Linked DNA regions of Homo sapiens: regions 1 and 3 are each linked to region 2. The links are chromatin loops, found by intact Hi-C in ENCODE. Cell type or tissue: heart right ventricle. All regions are shown on one strand. Region 1 overlaps TENM2 (teneurin transmembrane protein 2). Region 2 overlaps TENM2 (teneurin transmembrane protein 2). Region 3 overlaps TENM2 (teneurin transmembrane protein 2).

Region 1 (2,500 bases), 55 kb before region 2:
AGTCCATTAGAAGTTGTGTCAGAATCCTCAATCAGGAAACCCCAAGCACAAATCAATGAACCAACGAAAGATGTCAGAAATGGAGAATTTAAAAGCACACTGTGGAAGCTGAAGGGCCTGTTGGCTTGGCCACCACCCAAAGGAATCCAGTCAAATAAGTAGGGTGTGTGAAGAAGTCAACACTGATGTTCTAGCATTCTATTACTGCTTCTGGATGGATGACTGCTAGAGAGATCATCGTTATAGAGAGAAAGTCTAGGGCAAGGCTTGAATGGTGATTCAGGGATAGTAGGTGGAGAACTCTCCATATTCATTTACTCAATGTATACTCTGTGGAGGCACGAAGTCCTGGGCTGGCAGACGATACCATTGTTGTTTCCTTGGCATTCTTGAGGTGCACAGGGTTGTGGCACCTATCACTCCTCTCTGGCTCTGTATTACGATGTTCTACAAAGTCAGGACCAGAACCTGTTTCCTGGCTCTCATCACCAGCGTCTGCCCACAAGGGTGAGAAAGCCCTGCATGGGCCGACTATCCTGACTTCTGATGGGAATCTCGGAGAGGAAAGCAAAGGCATCTCCCGAGAGCTGCTGACCCTCCTGAAGCACTTCAAGTCCCCCAGATTGCACAAATATGTTTTTAAAGAGGCCACGTCCTCCTCCGAAGCAGAGGGATTCATTTTTTCTGAATGTCAAACACGAGGTACAAATATTGCCACATGGCCGCTAGGTGATGGAGACCTAGCTAATGAATGATGTAATTGTCTTCCCATAAATTGACAGGCCCTCTGAAATCAGATGTTCAGTTACGAAATGGCAGTCCCCCTGCCAAAGACTCACCAGTGTGTAAGCACTGACAGGACTTTATTATCAGGTTAAGAGCACATTAGCATATCTATTAGATAAGAAGTCTGCTACTAACACTGGCATAGATAATATGACTGGGTCCCCTGACTTACTTGTGGGCAGCTCTCTTTTTCTCAGTTTGACCATCTGGGCCCAGGGAGTTGGGTGGAAATGTTATTTGCTTGACTGTTCAGATTTAATCATTAGCATTTTGCCCTTTAGATGTGGGAGGTAAGTACACAACTTGGAATTCATACAGGAGGATGAGGTTTCCCATCTCTCCAGATAGTCAAAGAGCAGTGAGTTGGAATGAGAGGGCTGACATTTTTCCTAGTCTGCGCCCCCACAAAAGATGCCAGGCAAGTGTACCATTCTCATCATTTTCTGTCATTTTCTTTATGTTTTCTCCAAACCTGCTCTGTTCAGTGAGATGAGAATACACAAAATAGCAGCAGAGAACGCAAGATTCATCAGCGTGAGTCTCAACATATCAATTTTCAAGTGTAGCAACTTTAAACACATGGTAGGCTTTTAGTTTCCATAGAAAATAATCTCTCATTGTTTTCAAAAGAAACTGAAAGCACCCCAAATTACCACACTTTTAACATCCTGACATGTTGATGGCCCGCGTTCTTTCCAGATCAAAGTCAGAGTGGCAGAAGACAGAGTGTTGAGCAGCTAACTTCAAACATAGTATTTCACATTTGGCAGGAATTACTGTAGTGAAAAAAGACAAGGTGACTTTCTAATATATATATATGTATTTTAGTTTGGCAGAGATCTGAAGAGCTAAGAACTAATTTAGGATGACATAAATGCTCTTATCTTTCTCTCTCCTGCCTTCCCTTACCAACCCCGTGAAGTGTCTTTGGCAGAAGCTCAGTGTATGTTGCGTATTGTTTTAGCTCAGGGGTGACAGTCTGAGTCCCATGTCATGCCGAACTCTTGTGTTGACTCTCGCCTTAGAATTTCTAAGATTATCTGGAGTTAAACAACAGAGTCACACATGAGAAGCATCTTTCTTCCTTGATGTGGGGTAGCCCTGCAAGAACTTCGATGCCTTTTAAGGAAACTAGATCTATTCCAATGTTAACCTAGGACAAGAAAGCAATGATGTCATTCCATGACACAGCATCATTACAATCTGTTGGAAAACCTCAACAACGAAGGCATCAGAAACTGAGTAACTTCTAAAAACAGGTGATAATTTTCCAGAGGAACCTGGGATAATCAAAGATTGAGGACAAATGAGTACTAGGCAAAATGGCCAGGCAATTCCACTCTATCCATGGATTGGAGCACTGTTTCAAGCAGTCTAGTTAAAAGCTATGCTTTCATGATGAAGTGTCCTAAAATTCCTAAAATTTTCCTTGGAAAAATTTATCCTATAGAAAGTATTTAAAGAGAAAAGTGACTTGCTTTTTCTACTTTTTGGTTTGGGCCAGAAAGTCAGATGCAATTACTCATTGTGAAATGGAGTTGCAGTATCAGAAAATGTCAGTCACCTGCTTCATTGACAGTGGACATATGGTTGGACTCTTAGCCAGTTGGGAAGCAATTTTTTGTAATAGAGATGTGGACAACCTGAAAGGTATTCTTAGGAAATAAGCTGTAATGTAATCAAACAAGGGTTGACAAACTATGGCCTGCGGACC
Region 2 (2,500 bases):
GTGCTTGATTTGCCCACTGCTTATATTTCTTTTGTAACGCTCAGCACATGGTTTTATATTATTTTTGGACTCTCCTGTGCTCTCCACTAGATCATGAGTGCCTCCATTAAAAACAGTCTGTCTCACTTGTCTGTATATCCCAGCATAAGGCTACAGTGCCTGGTATAAAACTAGTGGTGATGAATGAATGAATGAATGAACAAATCATGTCCCTGGGAGTTATATTTAGAGTCTCAGAGGACAGGGATCAGAGTAGATTTCTGCCTCTATCCCTAGAGCATTCTAGTTGATTGCTGGAATCAATGATGCCCTCCCACTTAATTCCCTCATTTCTGTTACCTCTAGGGCTCCTTTAACAGGGAGATGGCTAGACACAGAGGGAAGGTGACTTCAAACTCCTCCGTCTTTGTTTGTTTTTTGGTTGTTTTTCCTGGCACTTGCTGCCTGATCACCTCTTCTGCTTTTTTAAAATAACAGTTTTACTGAGATATCATACAATTCAGCTTTTAAAAGTATACATTTCAGTGTTACTTTAGTATATTCACCAAGATATGCAACTATCACCACTATCTAATTTTAGAACATTTTCATCACCCTCAAAGGATACAACATACCCATCAGCAGTCACGGCCCAGTCCCTTCCTCCCTCCCATAGCCTCTGGCAAATGTTAATCTACTCTCTGTTCCTATGGATGTGCCAATCCTGGACATTTCATGGAAATGGCAATTCCCTCTGTTTATTATAACCACGACATCTGTCTGTTGCAGAGCTCCATCAGAGCCAGTCAAAGTTCAATCTCAAACGGGGCACACTGCCTAGCACTTAAAAAGATCTTCCCCTGGCAACCTGAAGCAGGTCCCCTGCAGGCCTTTTTTTTTTTTTTGGCTGAGACCCTGCAGCTGCTGATATTCTTCAGATGGAGATTGTTAGGTGATGGCATTTGAGAACGAGTTGCACATGTGAATGTCTGAGGGCGAGCTGGGAATTTGTTCTAGCGGTTCAGGCATGGCTGTAATCACCTAGCCAGGCACAGGCAGGGACATTTGTGGGAGGGGAAACAAGAAAGGATAAGGGGACTCGAACTGGGTGCCAAGTCAGTAGCTGCCCTTGGGTTAAGAGCTTAATAGCTATTGTGAATTTGGGACCATCCCGCCCCAATAGGGCACGTTCTCACACATGAAGGGTCAGAAAGGGATTTTAATCGTAGGTGCCACATCATTTGACCATTGCCCCTATACTCATTCTTTGCCTTCCTAAATCATCAGGAAAGTATTACTTGAGATCAGCGTCATCTCCATTAGCTACTTTCCAAGTGACAAAGACAAAATAAAAAAGACCACTTGAAATATCTGAGAAGGACCCTTCTAAAGAGAAGATTTTATTACACAGTTACGTCTGAGCAGTGCCTATCTGAGCATTTCAGTAAATCTACATTACCCTAGGTATTTTGGCCTCCTCTGGGAGAGGAAAGCCTATCAGTAGAAAGTAATGATTTTGGGTTTTTCAATTGCCCTAAGGATCTTGACAATACTATTAAGACCCATGCACTCCCTGTCGAGAAGTTTAGGAGTGAAATTATTAATATGCCCAGACGTTATGTTGATTGTTGTGCTGTAGCAGAAAATACTCTTTCTGTTATGTGAGCAGCATTATCACTTTCCCAGGCAGAGAATTGCATCAAAAATTTAAACTCCTCTCATTCCAGCTCATCACATAGCTTTTCAAGGTCTTATTGTAAAATAGGCTGGGCAAAATTTGGATATTTCCCTACCCATGAAAGATAATATGTTTTTCAAAGACCAGGCTATTTTTTTAAAAAAGCCAAACCTCACAGTGGAATTCTTTTCCACTGAGATGCCATTCTTTAGGTCTTTAACTAGAATTTCCTGGGGGTGTATTTCATTCTTTTTTTCTCTCTCTCTTTGAGATGTTTACAGTGCTTTCCCCCAAACATAGAAAGATCAAAACAAAGATAAAATATAATTTTGATTTGAGATTGTGCCTCTGATGAACAGAATAATGGAAACAAACTCTGATCTACACCATTCATTAATACCAAGAGTGGCCGAAGCATACCAGTTAAATGGCAAGGATGGGATAAAGGTTCCTGGAGCATTTTCACTTCAAAGCTCAGCAGAATTATTTACTATCTGGGTGAACTTTTCCCAAAATCTCTCCTGGTACATGCCTTATAGGGCAAGGGAACAAAAGTTTCTCCATACTATATAAACAGAAGCCAGCTGAATGTCAGACCTTGAACTGCATCTGGTGTCACGTCAAGTAACAGCTGATGTCATGGGATGTAAAGACATATCGCTGGAGATATTTTCAGAACCCCCTTTTTGCCTTTAGAATGCACACACATACACACACGTACGCACCCACACAAGTAATTACCCAAGATAATCAAATATCTGGAGAAACATCCACTGCCTAAGACTACATGGCTCAACTACTGTCAGAGAGAGCACTCTCTGGATTTTGCTGGTAATTGTTTAC
Region 3 (2,500 bases), 71 kb before region 2:
TTTGTCAGATAAAATAATGGAATGATAGTAAGACAGAGTTGAAGGGCGTTGGGGACTCCCCATGGGAGGTGATGGAGCATTATGGTTCAGTGCACGGGTGTTTCATTAGGGCAGTTCCTATCTGTACAACCTTGGACAAGCTACTTAACATCCGTAAGCCTCAGTGTCCTCATCTGTGAAATGGAGATAAAAAGAGTACAATCCCATAGGGTTGTTGTGAGGGTTAAATGTGTTGATGCAGGGAAAGCCTAGTGACCAGCATAGAGTGAGTGTTGCATAAATGTTATGATGGAGGAACCAAGGCTCTGGAAAGGTGCATGCTTGTCCCTGGTTGCAGCTCAGGTTAACAGTGCAGAAGGAGGGGAATATAGGCCTCTTGATTTCAAGTTTGTGCCGCTTCTCTCCAGCGGTGCAACCTTGGGCAAGTTACTGAAACTTTCTAAGACTTGGTTTTCCCATCTGCCAAATGGGGACAATTCTTCTTACGGAGAGAATTAAACGAGGGATTCAAGGAAAGCCCTCAACTTGAAGCATCATTAATGCTCACCATGTGTTAGCTACTATCATTCTGCCTTCCCTTCTGATCTGAAGGAGAGGTTTTTTTATCCTCAGGAATGAGGATGAGAAAAACGGGAGGAAACTTTTCTCATGGCTGTTTGCTGACTCAGAGAAGGAATGGGAAACACCCACCACAGAAAAGAAGCAATCATGAAGTGGACAAATCCCAAACTCAAGAAAGCCACTGGGGAGACGCCATTTGAGGCACTCTGGTCTCCCAAACTAAACAGACTTCTCCTTGAGGCGCAGCACATGGAATAAGTGCCTTAGTCTTCTTTGCGGCATTCTTTCTCTTTCCGATTCTAGAAGCTTCTGTCAGTTCAACTCAGAAGCACTTTATTCTCGTTCTCTGCTGCAGTGCCGAATGTCACTGTGGAAAGAGCATATTGTTTGGAGTCTGGCTACCCGGGTACTGGGCCTAGACCTGCTGTTTGCTAGCCTTGTGTCGTGGACAAGTTCTTTCCCCTGCCCAGGCCTGTTTCTGCCATTGTAAAATGCAGCTAATAATGCCTGCTGTCCACCACAGAGTCATGAGGTGCCTCTCAAACATAAAGCATGATTTGCTTTTTCCCATCATTTCCTGCACTGTCTGTCTCCAGTCAGGAGGAAAGGGGGAAACTGTGCTATTGCCTACAAAAAGCAAAATTTCCCTCAGTCTTCGGTCCTTTACTTGAGAGGAAGCAGCTTTCCTTTCCATCTGTGGTCCTGCTATAGAAGGAGGATGGTAGCAGAGTACTGGCTGATGGTAAGAGGCTACTTAGGCTGGTTTATAGCAAGAGGGATCAGTTACAGGCTTGTTTAGCCAAAGCAATGCCTGCAAAGCAGATGAAGCTTCACCAGTCTACACAGATCAATGCCAGGCTCCCAGCGGCTGATCCAGGCCAGAGGACAGCATGGAAACAGCACTTCAGCCTCATGAACTGCTTGGCTGGAAATGGCGCCATTATGCTCCCCAAGAGCCCTTCTTCATCTCTGGGGCTGTCAGAACAGAACCACTGTCACTCATGAGACCCTGGGCAGGGGTTGCGGGCAGGAACCACAGCCTCTCATTTTCAAGTCATTTGCCTTCAGTTTGGGAATCCTTCCATTTCATTGTTCCATTAAGGGTGATTTCATCTTTTAAGTGAACTTCAATGAATGATGAAATAAAATACTTTGCACAGATGGCCCTGCATTTGAATAAGAGGAAACCATTACGCCTAGTGCAGAATGAAGTGTTTTATTTGCGTTTCTAAGGCAGCAAAGAAAGCCTTTGTGGAAAAATTTTTTTTTAAGCTTTAAGGAAATCAACTTGTCTACCCTTATTTGGCATTGATGAGCAGGAAACCTATTATACCAGAGATGAAGATAGCTGTGGTTAAGAGAGTCTAGATGATAATTAAATGCAAGGACTCAGAGGCCAGCGCACTTGGGGCTGAGACCTGGCCCTCTTACTTACTAATTACATAATTTGGAGAAGGTCACCTAATATTTTTGTGCCTCCATTTCCTATTCTGTAAGATAGAAAAGATAATAGCACCTATCCCATGTAGTGGTAGTAAGAATTAAATGAGAAAAATCTATGTGAACTGCTTAGCATGTAGTAAATGCTCAAAAATATTAACTATCGCCATTACTATTAAGATATAAAGAAGAATTTAGAAAAATCTTGTATTACGAATAAGCTGAATTGCCCCCCTCCTTCACAAATGTTGAAGTTCTAACCTCCAATAGCTGTGAATGTGACCTTATTTGGAAATCAGGTCTTTGCAGATAATCAAGTTAAGATGAGCTCAATAGGGTGAGCTCTAATCCAATATGAATGGTGTCCTTATAAATAGGGAAAACTTGGACGCAGGGACAGATATAAAGGCAGGCAGAATATCATGTAAAACTGGAGTTGTGCTGCCACAAACCAAAGAACTCCTAGAAGCCAAGAGAGAGGTCCAGAACAGACCCTTTC

Evidence for each region. A loop is a pair of places that touch in the nucleus more often than their neighbours do. Peaks named below come from ENCODE experiments on the same cell type or tissue, not always from the same donor. Only the 100,000 strongest peaks of a DNase experiment are listed, where the experiment ranks them.
Region 1: a loop joins it to region 2, with 5 times the contacts of the local background. A loop is called at or near these places in 9 of 110 quality-filtered maps.
Region 3: a loop joins it to region 2, with 2.0 times the contacts of the local background. A loop is called at or near these places in 13 of 110 quality-filtered maps.

The regions. Positions count from the first base shown.
Region 1 is chr5:167,997,789-168,000,288 of GRCh38, reverse strand. The region is part of intron 7 of TENM2 (teneurin transmembrane protein 2); the gene reads right to left. Among named protein-coding and RNA genes, the nearest start is that of TENM2-AS3, 45 kb to the right of the region's middle. In heart right ventricle, no CTCF peak of the experiment used is centred here; no DNase peak of the experiment used is centred here; H3K27ac peaks cover 2,500 bases.
Region 2 is chr5:167,942,820-167,945,319 of GRCh38, reverse strand. The region is part of intron 5 of TENM2 (teneurin transmembrane protein 2); the gene reads right to left. All of the region lies in intron 2 of TENM2-AS3 (TENM2 antisense RNA 3), which reads left to right. Among named protein-coding and RNA genes, the nearest start is that of TENM2-AS3, 9.5 kb to the left of the region's middle. In heart right ventricle, no CTCF peak of the experiment used is centred here; DNase peaks (open chromatin) are centred at 709 and 969; H3K27ac peaks cover 2,500 bases.
Region 3 is chr5:168,013,872-168,016,371 of GRCh38, reverse strand. The region is part of intron 7 of TENM2 (teneurin transmembrane protein 2); the gene reads right to left. Among named protein-coding and RNA genes, the nearest start is that of TENM2-AS3, 62 kb to the right of the region's middle. In heart right ventricle, no CTCF peak of the experiment used is centred here; no DNase peak of the experiment used is centred here; H3K27ac peaks cover 227 bases.